2 separate regions of the Homo sapiens genome follow, and region 2 is linked to region 1. Evidence: chromatin loops called from intact Hi-C (ENCODE). Cell type or tissue: HepG2. All regions are shown on one strand. Links, peaks and the distances in the headings refer to the core of each region. The heading gives the core; the rest is flanking DNA. Region 1 has its middle 37 kb from the start of LINC00517. Region 2 overlaps TTC6 (tetratricopeptide repeat domain 6).

The links. Peaks named below come from ENCODE experiments on the same cell type or tissue, not always from the same donor. Only the 100,000 strongest peaks of a DNase experiment are listed, where the experiment ranks them.
Region 2: a loop joins it to region 1, with 5 times the contacts of the local background. A loop is called at or near these places in 2 of 110 quality-filtered maps.

The regions. Positions count from the first base shown.
Region 1 is chr14:37,860,911-37,869,255 of GRCh38, forward strand. No RefSeq gene overlaps it. Among named protein-coding and RNA genes, the nearest start is that of LINC00517, 37 kb to the right of the region's middle. In HepG2, for the core only: a CTCF peak has its summit at 4,249; DNase peaks (open chromatin) are centred at 3,495, 4,311 and 5,425; H3K4me3 peaks cover 1,608 bases.
Region 2 is chr14:37,788,138-37,796,482 of GRCh38, forward strand. It overlaps TTC6 (tetratricopeptide repeat domain 6), which reads left to right. Exons shown (of 33, transcript NM_001310135.5): 18 at 2,580-2,700; 19 at 4,127-4,277; 20 at 7,133-7,215; 21 at 8,157-8,233. Among named protein-coding and RNA genes, the nearest start is that of LINC00517, 110 kb to the right of the region's middle. In HepG2, for the core only: no CTCF peak of the experiment used is centred there; DNase peaks (open chromatin) are centred at 184 and 3,424.

The DNA of each region.
Region 1 (8,345 bases), core at 171-8,170:
AATTAAATGTAGGAAACAGTAAAAAGGGATGGAATTTTTGCTAAGTAGTGTTGGGACAACTGGATAGCTATTTGCAAAACACATAGGGAAAAACCATTACTTTATCACCATATAACAAAATAAATTTCAACTGGATTAAAGAAATTTACATGCCAAATTCATAAGAACAGTATAAAAAACTTTGAGAATATTTATATAATCTTGAGCACGCTAGATTTTAAAAACTTGACACCAAATCCAGAAATTAAAAAAGATAAAGGTGGATTGATTTGACCATGTACAAATTTATTTTTTTGTATCAAAATGCTACAAAAATAGTAAAAACAGATATTAAAAAGTTTACATTTGCAGCATATGTATAAAGAGTTGTCAAGAATGAAAAAGCCCAAATATCAAATATATGAATTTTCTGGTGAAGGCTATAACTGAAAAAGGAAGAAATCACATGAATAATATGCATTATAAAATTTTTAAAATCAGTAATTAAAGACAAATTAAACCATAACTTTCACCTAGCAAATTAGCAAATAATAAAACATAATCATAATATCCAGTGTTCAAGAAAATCACCTCCCATTCATTGCAGAAAGGATATTAAATTGGTCTTAGGATTTTCACAAGCTTTGTCAGTATTCATCAAAAACCTTTAAAATATGCCTCCTGTTTGACCTAAGAATTATACTTCTATAAATTTGTCCTAAGAAAACTAAAAATTTAAGCAAGTATTTAGATATGGTCATGCTTATCAAGTTCTGTTTTTAAAATTGAAACATTGGAAGCCATCTAAAGGTACAAAAGCATACAGGTTAATGAATTATGGAATATTTATAAAATGAAATGTTATTTCTCTAGTAAAAAGTACATTATCTCTGAATGGTGGAATTAAGATGTTTATTTTTCTTAATTTTGTTTATATATTTTAAAAATAATTTGCTAAAATAAAGATGTTTTCTATAATTTTGAAAAGACAAAAGCCTTACACTTAATTTTTAAGTCCCTCTTTTTATTGTTAAACTGTAAAGCAATTCTGAAGCTAAAAGCAAATATTCATGAACTGCTGTAAGAGCCATAGAAGCATTTTCTATAGATAGAGATTATTACGTTACAGTACAACTAATATATGTTGGCTAGATTTCATGGAGTAGTGACCACCATTACCATTTCATATTCTTAAGAAGCATGTGAAATATAGTATATTGAGTTTATTTCATGTTTAATGCCTCAAAATAAGACTCACAGTGTCTGTGTGCTACTATTATTAGTTTTACATAATTAGCAAGGAAAATAGCCCTATAGAAGATAAAGATATTTTGATGATGTTATAAGTTATTTGAGTAAATTAAGAATATACACCTGGAGTTGTAGGCTATGAAAGATGGCCCCTACCCAGTGCATCTGAGATGGGAAGAGATTGTGGGGCCATCAGAAAGCCTCCCTGGAGGTCATTCTCCTTGGTAAGAGTGGTTGGGAAGCATTTTATTCTGCCCCGCCCCTCCCTCTAGCAGGCAGACTTTCTTAATTATGATTGATGTAGGTGTCATTTATGTGAACTTTTACTCTCTGAGCACACAACACAGCTGGTAGGCTGAGAGAGTATTCTGGGCAGTAGGAAGAATTACCTTTGGGATTAAAAACCGGATTTTCTTCCTTGTTCATGCTACTGAATATTACTGTTGATAAGAGTTACTATAAAGTTTGATTGTGAACTCGGCCCTGCTGACAAGAGTTTTCTTGGCCATTAAGCAAGGATTAACCTTCCTGAAGTAATTATCTGATCAAGTCACCCTTCTGCTAAGGAATTTTTCATGATTTCCATTACTTTATGATCTGAAAATCAGATTCCTTGATCTGGCACCCTTGGCCCTCCGTTTCCTGACTATCCCACTTTCTGACCACATTTTCCACTATTTCCTATACATCATTGCCCAGGCACATGGAACCATCTACTTTCTTTAAAATGTAGGTCCAATGTTTTTTTCCTCCTCAATATCATCACTCACACTGTTTCTCCTTGAGAATGCCTTCTGCACCATCTTTGCGTGTACTACTTTTTTTTTTTTTATTATACTTTAAGTTCTAGGGTACATGTGCATATTGTGCAGGTTAGTTACATATGTATACATGTGCCATGCTGGTGCGCTGCACCCACTGACTCGTCATCTAGCATTAGGTATATCTCCCACTGCTATCCCTCCCCCCTCCCCCCACCCCACAACAGTCCCCAGAGTGTGATATTCCCCTTCCTGTGTCCATGTGATCTCATTGTTCAATTCCCACCTATGAGTGAGAATATGCGGTGTTTGGTTTTTTGTTCTTGCAATAGTTTACTGACAATAATGATTTCCAATTTCATCCATGTCCCTACAAAGGACATGAACTCATCATTTTTTATGGCTGCATAGTATTCCATGGTGTATATGTGCCACATTTTCTTAATCCAGTCTATCATTGTTGGACATTTGGGTTGGTTCCAAGTCTTTGCTATTGTGAATAATGCCGCAATAAACATACATGTGCATGTGTCTTTATAGCAGCATGATTTATAGTCCTTTGGGTATATACCCAGTAATGGGATGACTGGGTCAAATGGTATTTCCAGTTCTAGATCCCTGAGGAATCGCCACACTGACTTCCACAATGGTTGAACTAGTTTACAGTCCCACCAACAGTGTAAAAGTGTTCCTATTTCTCCACATCCTCTCCAGCACCTGTTGTTTCCTGACTTTTTAATGATTGCCATTCTAACTGGTGTGAGATGGTATCTCATTGTGGTTTTGATTTGCATTTCTCTGATGGCCAGTGATGATGAGCATTTTTTCATGTGTTTTTTGGCTGCATAAATGTCTTCTTTTGAGAAGTGTCTGTTCATGTCCTTCGCCCACTTTTTGATGGAATCCTGAGCTCCTACCCAAAATCTTTTTAATTCCACAATTTGGAGATCATCTCTCTTCCTCACCAAGAACCAAATGCAGGTTTGATCTTTAACTATATGATGAAACTTTTTTTAACCTGTATTATAGATCCGTCTATTAATACTTATTGTTAGTGATTACGGTAAGCTTTTTAGTGGAAGGACCTGTGTTTATTTTTGTTTTGCAAAGCATTTAACCCAGTGCTTTGGAGTATAAATATTTGTTGAGTGAGTGAATGAATGAAATGCCTGACTACAACCCTAGCCACCAAATCTTTGAGTTCATCTACTAATGCTTGTTCCCTGGGCTATACAAGACAGAGGTAAAGGCTGGTGGTCCTGTTTACAATATAGGCATTTACTTTTGGTTCTTGCCTTCATCGTGGCTGTGAGGCTTTAGAGTCTCACAGTAAGCTCAGGGGGGTCGCTGGGTACCATGTCAGTGGGCTTCATGAACAAACCCTGGCTGCCGTTATGTCAGCAGCTGCCATCTGTTCCTCTCAAGCTCTGCCTTCCTTTGGTGACTTCTGTGTTGCTGATTAAAGCCACTTGGGGGACCTCACTAATGCTCACCCCTCCTATGGGTCTCCTCTACTGATCTCATCATGGGGCTGACTCCACAGGTAAGCAGTACTTGGTACTTGTTCCTAGGAAGTCAGGGAAGAGGGGAAAGAGGCGCCGGATTGCCGCTTTTCACCTCATCAACTATGGGATCCTGCCTTTTGGCTGCTTTCATTGATCCTTTTATTCTCTATGGATTTTTGTTATGAGATCTTTGTGTTCACAATGAGGAGTCCTAAAAATAAAAAAGATGTCGATGTCATCCATTTAAGTAATCTGTACAGCATTTTAGAAGCAACCAAAATATTCTGTGACAAGCGTTTTCATTAAAATACATCCAATGTGAGAGGCTTACTATAAACTATGCAAAGTATTGTGGTCTTCTAACGGGTGCAAACATGGCATCCTCATAATCACTCTCTTTTGCAGTTTGAGCCTATTGTTTTTTGTCCTTCCTGCACTGAATAGGAGCCACCTTTGTCACCTCTGGAAACTTTGGCTTTAGGGCAGCCCCAAGACTGATTGAGGTGAATATGGTTGTCCCTCCAGTATCTGGATTGAGCAAGTGAAATATCTCTCTGGGGGCGGAGGAGTGCCTGCCTGCAGGGACAGGGTAGGACGGGGGACAGGGGAAGGGTATCCACGTCTGCAGCCAGGCCAGCACAACAAGGCCTTGTTTCTCCTCCACTGCAAAAAGACTGGATGCTTCACTGTTTTGTACTTCATTTCCTTTGAGCTGCTGCCCTCTCTCCTCCTCTGCCAAGTGCATGAGTTTGGCAGGGAGGTTGGCAAGCATTTCACAAGACGGTAAAGGTTAAGGTACAGTGGAGGTTGTTTAGTGCAGAATTGTAAATATTTGTTAAAAGGTTTGTGGAGCTGCTTCTTTTGATACCTCTAATCCACCGAGACAGAAATAACTTCAAAGCCATGCCTAGTCTGACTTGGTCCTCAACCAAAGGAAAAAATCAGCTACTGCTAAAATATGTTTTCACTCACAGCCAGGCAGCCTGCCTTAGCAGGCGTCCTGAAGGATGAATCATAGTTTAATTGTCTTTGGGCACTTGCACATCTGCTTAGGATCGTCAACAGGGCAGGAGCTGAGCTGCATGAATAAATGTGAAGAAGCCTTTAGTTTACACGGTTCCATGCTGTCAACAGCAGAACGAGAAGTCCGTTCAGAAGGATGGGCTGAGCCAGCTCGCCTGCCCACACAGAAGGAAGGCTTCCCAGTGTGCTACTTGGAATGTAGGGAGAACAGCATTTCTCTACAATTTGGGGCTTCTCCAGGGATTTCAGAGTAAGGATTTCCAAATCATCTCATGAGACCTGAGTATCTGAGTTCTTAGGTGGAAAACAGGAGAGGGAATTGGAAGTTATTGCACAATTGCAGGTGGGTTTTAAGAATTTTGGTAGTTTTAAAAATTACTACAAACTTCTGTGGACAATTACTGTTGAATCCAATTCCTTTATTTTCTTCCATTTCCAAAGTATACTCTTATTTTTATCTCATAGGATTTCATTTGTTCCCCAAAGCAATAAAGAACAGACAAGAGTGAGTAGTATTCTGGGTGTCATCTATAGGGAGAAAATTGGTTACATAAACTTGATTTAACAGTTGAAGAGGCTTTAGAACTTTGCAAGGCCTCTGGACTGAGGTTGGCTTATTTCTCAGTCAATGCTTCGTGGCTTTGAGGTTGAGATTTGAGGCCTGACCACAGTCTTCCTACTACTCTTAACTAGAAGTTTGTAGTATGCATTTTCATGCAAGCAAGAGCTGACTCTACTGCATAAAGTGAAAATTGTTGGTTACATCCAAACCCTTGGATCATTTTTCTGATAGATAATGGGCCTTACCTGCTCACTGCAAGAATTCCTACAGCAGTGGGTCACGGCTTGCCACATTTTAGAATCAGAGAGCAGTAAAGAGGCAGGAATGCCTTTGCCTGCCACCAGAACTTCCAATTCTATTGGTCTGGGATGGCTCACAGGCAGGAAATAATGTTTAATGCTCCCACGTGATTCTATTGTAAAGCTAGGGTTGAGGATCTGTGTTCTGTGTTAGGTGACTGCCCAGAGCAGAGAGATAAAACAACGCCCCATCCTCTCCATATTTTCTGATTTGTTTCCTATTTTGGCAAAGAGTGAAGATGGCAGAGGAGAGAAAATATTGTCATGATCTGTGGCCTGAGAGTTCATTTTTTTCCCCAAACAATAATTTTGGGGAAAAAAATTTCCCCCAAAAATAATTTTGTGTGCCTGTTCCTAGCCCTATGAAGATAACAAAAAAATACAAAAATTAATAAGGAAGCAGTGTTTGCTGAGTGAAATAAGTCGGGGCATTTAGAGACCTGGGTTAAGAATCTTGACTCTTAAACTCTCAAACTTTGTGATATAGGGCCAGGAATTTGACTTTTCTTCAACCTTGGTTTATTCCTCTTATAAAAAGTGAATAATGATGTATATCTCGTAGTGTTATTATGAGAGTTAAAATGATGATAAATATAACATCTAGCACCTATGCACTCAATAACAACTATTCTAATATGGTTGAGTTGGCAACAAAAACTGTTACTGAGAATCCATGAAATTTTATTAAGAAGTGAATTTTATGGTTCAGTAATAATTTCCAAAATAATTCATTCAGTAATTTATTTACAAAATCTTTATTGAGTCAGTATTATGTACTAGCAAATGTGCTGGGGATATGGGACCAGGCACAGTCTCTAGACTGATGGGGCTTACAGTCTAGTGGGTAAGTTAGAATAGAGAAGAAGGAAAGGGAAATAATGGTGTCAAGACTTTTACCTGAAAAGGTTGAATTCTTTTCTATTTGACTAAGAAACGCATCTACTGAGAACACCTATTTTGTAGGCAAGCTGAACGGTTAGATACCCAAGTTATGTTATTACTGTGTAACTAACCATCCCAAAACTTAGTGGCTTATAACAAACATTTTGCATTATCTCTCATGGTTCTAGGGGTTGATGGGGACTCACTCAGCTGGGCTGTCCTCAGGATTTCTCACACACTTGCAGGCAAGTGGTGGCTGGGGCTAGAGTCATTGGAAGTCTCTGCTGGGTTCACTGACATGGCTTGCATGTGCTGCTTGCTGCTGGCTGGGAGCATGGGTGGGGCTGTCAACCAAGATGCCCGCATGAATCTTGGGCTTCTCACAACACAATGAGTGTTCCAAGAATGGGCGCATTCAGAGAGACCTAGGTGGAAGCATCATGGATTATTATGACCTTCAGCTTTGGAAACCACAGCATCTCACTTCTATCACTTAACACATTAACAGATGGCCCCAGATTGAAGGGGTAAGGGATACCCAGGGCATGGATTCAAAGAGGGGTAGTTCACTGGGGAGGGAGCGGTAGGTATCCTTGGATCTGTGGAGATGAGCTACCACAGAAATCCTGCAGATAGCTGGAATAGTGGCTGTGGAGTAGGGATGAGTGATTGTGAGACAGGATTCAGATTTGGAAGACATCAGGGTAGAGGTTACAGTTAGAGCAAATGGAAGACCAGTTTTAGAGGAGTGGAGACTCTTAAAGTTATTCAATGGAAGAAAAAACTGAACCAAAAATAGGTCTCGTAGGGGAAGAATGAAGAAAGTCTAAACTCAGGGGTGTTAATGTAGGGAAGTGTTTCATCAAGAAGCATGCTATCAAATTTAAATATCTCAGAGTCTGAGAAGAAAGAGATCTAGAAATGTATGTGATTTAACAAAAAGGAGATCAATGAGTCAGAGCATAGTATAATATGTGCTAGGAGTTTGAGTTTATAGTATAAGATTATGAGTTAGATTGTTCCAGAAGGACTTCATGAATGGAAGGAGGCCTTAGCTGGCATTTGAAGGGTGTATCTGGGAATACATCCCGGAAAATACATTGTGGTTGTGTGTTTGGGCTGGTTGCATAGGGAGCCAACCGTTCACCAAACCCGTCCTCATCTTGCTGGATATCCCACTGGACTACATTAGATGTTATATGACTCTGAGCTCTGATATGTGCCTATAACAACCGTCCACGTGTGATTCTCCATGTTCTCTCTCCTTTTGAAGTGACCCTAGAAGTCATATGTTAAGGATGGCAGAGCTGAAAGATGGAAGAATCCTGAATCCCTGAACCACCCATTGTAGGAGAGCCACCTGCCAAGTAGGAACACCTGTTTTGGGTTTTAAGTAAGCAATAAATAAACTTTTGTATTAAGCCACTGACAGTTTGGTTAATCTGTTCCAATGACTAGCAATAGCTAGAAGTGACAGACTCCTTTAAAGGGCAAGAAACAGACTGATGAGGCTAGGGAGGAGGGCTGGGAATGGGAATAATTGGAGAAAAAATGGAAAAAGTTGGTGGTGGCCAGATTATGGAGGACTTCTTACAACATTACCTCTTACATTTGTATTTTCAAATTTGAAAAACATGTCATATTATCTTTTTCTTACATAGCCTTATGAGGCAGATATTAATATTACATTTTAAAGATGATGAAATTTAGGCTTAAAGCCAGTGATTGTATCCTAAAGTTATGCAAGCACAGAGCTAAGGTTTGAATGTGGGTTGACAGAGTTGGAGGCTACTACTCTCTCCAGTAAATGACAACTAACTCGTATGGCCAATTGAAAGTTGGAAAGTACTACAAACAGTCTATGTGTTCAAGGCAGAGTCTAAGGATTATTATTTTGGTAGCAGCTTTTAGGATGAATGAGCACTGATTCTAATTAATGGGCTTTGGAGGCAGCAAGGAGCAAAGTGATAAGCTTGAATTAAGGTGGTGGCAGATGAGAAGGAAAGGAAGGGTCAAAGTAAAGTTTTATGAAGAAAAAATTTACAGGGACTGGATCCTGGGTGTGAGATACAAGAGTGAGGCA
Region 2 (8,345 bases), core at 142-8,141, 73 kb before region 1:
AGAATCCTTAGTAGCTAAGGACACCAACAGCTAAAAATGGCCATTTCTGTGTTACTCTCAATCAGCACACTCCTGGTTTATGCATGTGCCCAGCACAATTGTGAGCATAGAGTCAGTGCTCAGTAAACAGCCTCCAACAGAATGAATGAGTCCATCCTGACTGATGAAATCCAGCCTGAGTCTAACACTCCAGATATGCCTGTGTTCACCTGGGTGCAAAGTTCTGGAATCCCATCATCCTAGATTAGACAGTGTCTAGAGATGAAGAGACAACTAGATTTCCACAGGGAAGAAGAGCTAAGGTGATAGTTACTTGATTGTCTTAAGTCCATTTGCCTTCTGAGGTCACCCTTCTAATTAATATTAAAATAAAATAACTCAAATTTCATTCTGTGTGTTGACAGGAGTCTAGTGTCCTCCCCTCTATTTCCAGTGATTCTTGGGAAAGGGGACTGAGGATTTCTGTCTAATTCTTTCGTCATCTTTGAGTCCAATTTCAGCTTTTGGCTGGATTTCCCATCTTTGCCCACCCTCACTTCTGTGGCTACTGTTCTCTCGGCTTTGCTTTTTCCCAGGTCTGTCCTTCATTCCCCAGTGTAACATCAACACAAACCTGTTATGTCTACTAATCTGTTACTGAATGCTTTAGGGTTCAGAGGATAAATTTAGCACAGATAACTTAAATTTGAAGATCAAACCACCCCCATTTCTAGAAGTTTATCTGGCTCTATCAGCCCTATCCATCTGCCACTGGCCACATCCCTTTCTCTCTGATCTTCCTCTAAAGGCCTCTTTCTCATATTTCCCTCTTATACAAGTTTTGGGCTTCTCATGCCCTCCTCTCCCCACTTCTAGGCTATCACAATAATTGAACAAAATTCCTATTATTTAATTATCCAGAGCAGACAAACTTGATTTCAGCCTCCATCCTTTCCTACCAGACAGCCCAAGGAGTTTTATCACCTGCAACAAAAAAGGACTCTCAAGATATTTTGCTAAGCTAATAATAATAATAATGATATCTAACATTTATTGGGCATTTTGCTACTTGCAAAGTGCTGTTTAAAGTGCCAAATAAGAAGTGTCTCAATATTCAGAGTAATGCTAGGAGCTCGGTACTATTTTCATTCACATTTTACTGATGAGAAAGCCATAGCACAGAGAGGTTAAATAATATTTTTTTTCCTTTTTCCTTAAGAAGAGTTTTTTTATTGTTTGTTAAGAGCAGCCACCCAAACTGCAGCTGATTTTTTAATTGCTAGCCAATCATACTGTGAACTGAGCAGTTAGATTTTCTTCAAGTGATAACAGTCATGCGCCACATAATGATGTTTCGGTCAAAAACGGACTGTATATACTATGGTTAAACCTGATATATGGCACTTGACATTCGCATTGTGGATCAAGTAGGGGAAACGATTGATATTCATTAATGGTGTTGGGACATTTGGTTTCCTCTTATATATATATATATATATATTGTATATACTCTATGTATATTCTATAATATATTCTATATTCTGTATATATGTATATATATAAAAATATATACCATCTAGGTTTGTGAAAGTACACTCTATGATCTTTGCACAATAAAGAAATCCCCTAATAATGCATTTCTCAGAACATATCCCTACTGTTAAGTGGTGCATGACTGTACTTCCTTAATGTGTATGATCATTGCTGACACTGGCTATAGTTCCCTAAATCCAGTACCGTGAATATTTTTGTCCTAGACTGCAAACATTATGCATATTTTGACAAAACTTTGCACCTTAAGGCAGAATGTCATGAGAAGCTTTAAAGATATCTGTCAAAACTTGTGGAAACCCCATCTAATTCACTAACATGTTTTGAAAGTGAAGGGGCAATCAGTAGGCGAGAGACATGAGATGACCTCTAGACAGGTTACTGATGAGAGTCACACACCTGGATTACTGAGAGGAGGTTCTTTTTCTCCCTTCCATTATTAGGGATGTGCATCTCGCATCTCGGATAGCTGTCATTTGGGATGTGCATAGTCAAGCCGTCCGCCTTACCTCCAAGCTCTGTTTGCCTTGGTGTAGCCTCTTTGCTTGTCCATCCCGGTTTGTGTGTGAGCCTGACCTCTGCTTTCTGCCTTCAGGACTAGTACTCAAGCCTGTTCCTTGGCCAGTAACGATGGCTTCCTGATAAAATCAGGCCATCAAGGGTCATGGCACCCTTCTGACTGGAGTTGGATTCTAGGCCAGTCTTTGCCATTGACTGGTATATCATGACCATGGTCAATGTACTTACCCCCTTTGGACTTTAATCTCCTCACCTATACGGTGAGTGGACTATGCTAGATTCCAATCAGGATTTAATTCAGCTCTAATGAGTTTGTGAACCACAATTGCCACATTGTTACTAATAAATACATTTTAATGTACAATACTATTATTTAACTTACCAAACAAGTACACTCATCATAGATATGTTTCTATTTTATATAATGTTAAAAAATGAGAATAAGCAATAGGAAGTTTACAGACTAAAGTATAATTTACCTATGGTTATTTTAGAACCTGAATGAAATACATTTTTTTAAACTTTTTAAGCACTCATAAATGATGGCTATGAGAATCTTGGTTGTTTTCTACATCGGGGAATAGTCTATGCACATCTAAAACTTTGGCTGCTGGCAATTTGTGACTTTGAAACTGTCATTTCTCTAGAAAGGTATGTTTTCCTTTTCATATTTATTGATTTCAGTTTTGTAAAAAATCGAAAACCTGAAATGGGAGAAAAAGTTTCTTTCCCCTCATCATTGATAACCTAGAAAAAATGAGACACTTATAAAGTCATCCTAGAATTAGAATACTACTTCTAAAAACAAGATTACTTCAAAAATAAAACCTGTTCTCAACATCTGTTTGCCTTGGGTGTTTTTGCAAATTTTAGAAGTTAAATGGGTTTGACAGGAGTTAAATCTATGGATAAGGAATCAATACTATTGAGGATTTTGGAGATGCCCAGGCTAGAGCTTTTTGAAATTAACTTCATGGAAAACTGTCATTAAGTTTTAAAATAATGAAAAAACATTCTGCTTGGTGTATGATTGCTATGGACAGGATACAACTCAATGGAAGGCAGCCTTCTATTTAGAACTTCTGGCTTCATTTTGTTTAGTAAAGCAAAATAAAAACACTAATACCATGTAGACCATATGTTCAGGGAGAAATATAGACTGAAAGTTAAATGCACTAGTCAGAAAGTCAAACTGTAAATCACAGAATTTAATTAAAAATTCCCCTTTTTTTCCAAAGAAGGATTTATGAAAAGGGAAGGTGTCAGAAAGAGTAACTAATCATGCCAATTCCTTGCCAACCAGCAGACTGTTTACTTAATCTATCCAAGGTAAACTTTGAACTTGACACAGGAAATTCATGGAGCATGGCTCCCATAATGACCACAGTGGTTTTCTTTTGGACATTTTTGAGCCAGAAAGAAAAAGAAAAGAGTGTCAGTTTCAAAGAGACAGAAAACAGGAAGTAGGAACTTTGGTGTCTAGGCAAGGGGTCAGGGATTCTGTGAGGTTGGATTATTGGATGGGTGGTTTTCATTTTGAAATAGAGGCATCAAACATGATAATTTCTAAGGTTATTTCTCTACTGAAAATCAGTTGATTTTAAGAGAGATAAATAACATTTATTTGATACAGAAAAGCTGTGTTAATATGTACGTGGAGAGGATTTTAACCCCAAGCCACCAAACCCTTGAATATGACTGTTTCTCACTGTCACTCGTGGCCAATAGAACATAGCCTGAGGTAAAGACTCTTTAGTTGAGAAAAACTAAGCTTGTGACTCAAGATAACGGAAAGGTAAATCAAAGAAGAGTAAAGTTTTGCTAAAAGTCTAGGAGACTTCAGGAATTCTGTTCCTAGCGCAGACCTTAAAAACATTAATTCCTTACTAAGGGTTTCATAAAGGTGTTTATAGTTTTTCATAGAGAGCAGCTAACTAATTTACTTTCCTTTGTAAAACATTAAAAAATACTCTGATGAATACTGATGCATCTGTTTCATTCAGTTTATTCCTAATTGGAGAACATTTGGAATAATTAAAAATGTTTAACAAGATTTCACTTTCTCATTTTTTTTTAGAACTATTACTTTGGCTTATGTAAATATTGGCCTCATACATCTGCTACACCTGGATAACTACACGGAAGCTATTTGGCAATTTTCTGAGGCTATTAGAATTGATCCTTTATGTATTCAAAGCTATCTTTGTCGGGCGGAAACCTATTTTAAGGTATTTAAGGCTCGAGAACCTTGATTTTTTTAAAAAAACTTTAATTTTCTGGATATTTGTTCAACATAATTTTAATATATATACATATTTTAGCTAATTGTAGGGGCTAATGCATTTATAAACAATGTGTTAAGCTGGTAGTTAACTCTAATTACTCATTTATAAAGCCTCTACTTTCAAGGTGTGCATTTTTATGTCTTTCACTTTTGAAAATAATACCTTTTTTTTTCTTAATTACAAAAGCATTATATACTTATTGCAGGTAATATATGCATGCGATAGGAATAAACTAAAAACTATTATCTATAATTTTATTCTCTAGGGATAGCTGCTATTAACAATTTGAGTCTATGGTCCAATGTTGTGTGTGTGTGTGTGTGTGTGTGTGTGTGTGTGTGTGTGTGTACAGGTGAGTAAGTAGGTTCATACAATGGGATCCAACCATAGAATGGGATACTGACCATTCATACTTACTTTTAATTTTGTTTAAGTTTTATAAGTTGTTCACATTAAAAATAAATGTTATATGCCCCTGCCGTGACAAATTAAAACAGCACAATAAATAGGAAAAATCCTCTCCAATTCCAGCCAGATCTGATTTTCAGAGATAACGCTGTTAACTCTTGTCTCTACCCTTCAAAGTAGACACCCATTTATACCACTTCACCTCTAACTGCCCTGTCCAAATACTGGTTTCTCACCAGGATGGATTTTCAAATAGCAGCCACAGTGATCTTGCCAAAACATGTCAGATTATTTCACTTCTTTGCTCAAGCCCTTCAATAGCTTCGCTTGTGTTTAGAATAAAAGCTAAATTCTACAAAAGCCAAAGGTCTGCAAGACCCCACAGGAGCTAGCTTCTAATTGCCTTTCTACCTTTGTCTCCTGTCTATGCTGGTTTCAGCCAGGATAAGCTAGGCTATACTGAGGTAAAAAAACAAAAAAACAAAAAACCCAAAAACCAAACCTTCAAAATTACTGTATTAAAACAAAGGTTTATTCCTTGCTCACACTGTATGTCCACAGAGGACTGCCTGGAGGCTCTGCCTCCATTATCTACATCTCAGGACCCAGTGTGACTAGAGTCCCATTCAGAGTCCTTACTCTGCTGACAATGGAGGTAGGGACCTAGGGCAGGTTCAATGTTGCCACTAGGTCATGTTAGTTCTTGACTCTGTCAGGGAAAGGATGGACAATACTCATAGTGTGTGGTTCTTTTGCTTAACCCTGTTGATGAAGGTAAGACCATCTGCGGAAGTTGGAGTTTCCTCTGAGCACATAGAGAAATGGAAACACTAGCATGATAGCAAGGTGTAAGGATATAGTCAAAGGCTGTTCTGAGAGACGAAAATCTCTGTGCAGTAATGATTGAATAATTTGTGGTGCATTCACATCATAGAATGTAACAGAGATGGAGACAAGAGTGAATAGAACTATGCTAGCTGACTTGGAAGGTTTTCCATGAGATATTTTTAAGTAAGAAAAGTAGGGCTCACAAAAGAGTGTGAAGTGTGTACAATACGATTCCATGTAAATAAAACAATTGTAAATAAACCCTTGTGTATGTATGTACAAGAATATATACTCCCATTATGTGGGTTCAGCCTCCAGGGTAAATCTAATCTAAGGCTACCTGGTAGTGGTCTAATGTCAGGGAAGCTTGTGAGATCTGCGAATGAGCCTCCATTTGTCTTAAGTCAGGATTTCCTCAATGCATAGACATGTATGGTTGGTAGAACAGGTATAGCAATGTGGACATATGACTATATGATTTATTAATTACACCATCCTGAATAGGGTTAGCTTAGGAAGCAGCAGGCATGAAGTTCCACAGAAATTTTCCAATTTGTTTAAACTAATCTCAAACTTCCTCCTTTTTTGTTTCCTCTTTTGAGTCCATCCACCATTTCCTCCAAACATTTATACCATCTCTACAGGTACTGCCTGCTTCCATGCACAAATTAGTTTTGTACATTTGCTTCTTTGCATCATTGTGCCGTAACAATAAAAGGATTGGTTGGTTGTCCCAGGTTAATTTTGCTCTGGTCTGTAGAGTGCTCTTTTGGTAATATTTTCAATGATAGTTGATTTTGTCCCAAAGTTGTACAAATTCAGTTTCTGCGACCAGTATTAAGGGAATAATTAATGTTTACTTTTCGTTACATATTGATGGTAAGCAGATTACTTTTTCATCATTTTTTTATTTTGTTATATTCATTCATTCATTTACTTAATTTTTGTGCAGGCCTGTTTTTCCTCCCTTATTTTTAAGTGGAATAGAGTTTTAGTTTTTATATTACCCTCCTTTGCATGCTACTTTATTTCTTAGTCTTTATTCCTATTATTGTTTTTGTCTAGATGGAGTCTCACTATGTTGACCAGGCTGGTCTTGACCTCCTGGCCTCATCAAGCGATTCTCCTATCTCAGCCTCCCAAAGCGCTCGAATTAGAGGCCTGAGACCAGCCTGCATGCTGCTTGATTAAGATGGATCAGGTTTGCTGAAAAAGTTGTTAGGGTTGAGGGAGAAAAACTGGAAACTAAATGATAAAAGAGAACACAAACACGTACACAATCCAGAATGTATTATATAATCACATTTATGTGAAATAGTATATGTAGATATGTATAATTATTATTTAAAATTAAAGATAGATGATTTTTAAAAACTAAGAATATATCATAAATTTTTCTTTTTACTTCTCTGTATCCCATTTGCTTTGTAGATTCTTAAGAAAAACATGTATGTTAGGAGATGTCCCTGCAAAATTTCTGTAGAAAGGGTGGGAGAGGATAAATATCAGAAAGGAAGCAATCGATGTTATTAGGAGCTAAATTTCTGTTTCTCACTCAACAGTTGCATAAATTGAAAAAGGCAGTAAATGAATTGTCTCGTGCTATCCACCTTCAGCCAGATGGAATCCAATTATACATAAGAAGGTATGAGCATAGAAACTGAATTCTTCTTGGGATAACTTAGCATCAGAGAAATTGAATGGGGATCTTCAGTTCCCTCTTGAACCTTTCAGGCTCCCCATTTTACATTTAATCTCCCAGCAATTGCCATTTCCCCACCAGCAAGCCAGTTTGTTAAACTTTGAGATAGTTTATTACATAAGATAACCAGATTTTTCCCTTTGCTCTACCCTTGCATCAAAATATACCTGTTTAGTGTTTATGTTCTTTGAGACCTTTTTAAGCGACTAGTCATATGGTTATCACATATCTCATAAGAGTAAGGTAACGTATTTTGAACAGTTGTTTTGATTATGTCCACAATCAAACATAAGCATGTGTACTAAACACAAACCTCTGCTAATTCAGTGAAAAGAAGTGACATACTGAATTGTATACCATTTCTACAGGTACTGCCTACTTCCATGCAGTATTTCAAATGCAGTAGAACTTTCTATAAAGATATCCTTTGCAAGTTATGAGTTATCACTATCAAAAATATAAACTTTTAAGGATTTATAGACCTGGGAAATGGAATGTGACAATGCTTTACTGATAAGGGCTTGCTTTGTCCTTGAACCACATTTTAGCAATTTATGTAGATACCTCCTTCCTTTTATATGCCTTGAACTTTATCTTTTAATAATTTCTCAGCAAAAAGTATAACATTTTAAATGCAGATAATTGCAAAAAGAGATTTGTGTATTTTTCTTTCAGTGTTACATTTCCTAAGTTTTCTCATCACATCACTATGCTAATTGATATATTTAGTTTATATAAAATGTCTATAATTTTCACTTTTTTATGCATACATAAGTAAATAAGAATGAATATATTGTAAAATTGTAAGTAACTGATTAGAAGAAACTTTATTTTAGAAAGTTAATTTTTAGCTGCTTAGAATCAAAATCGATTATTTCTTCCAGAGGACAATATCTTCTTATGATGAAATATTATGATCTTGCAAAGTTTACTATTTATCAAATAGCAGAAATGGACAAAGGTAAGTATAATTAATTATAACTTTTAAGAAATACTTCTTTAAAATTTTTATGCTATTTTGCAATAGTTATGTATAAATAGCATGAAGGATCCAATTGAAAGTCAAATTAGAT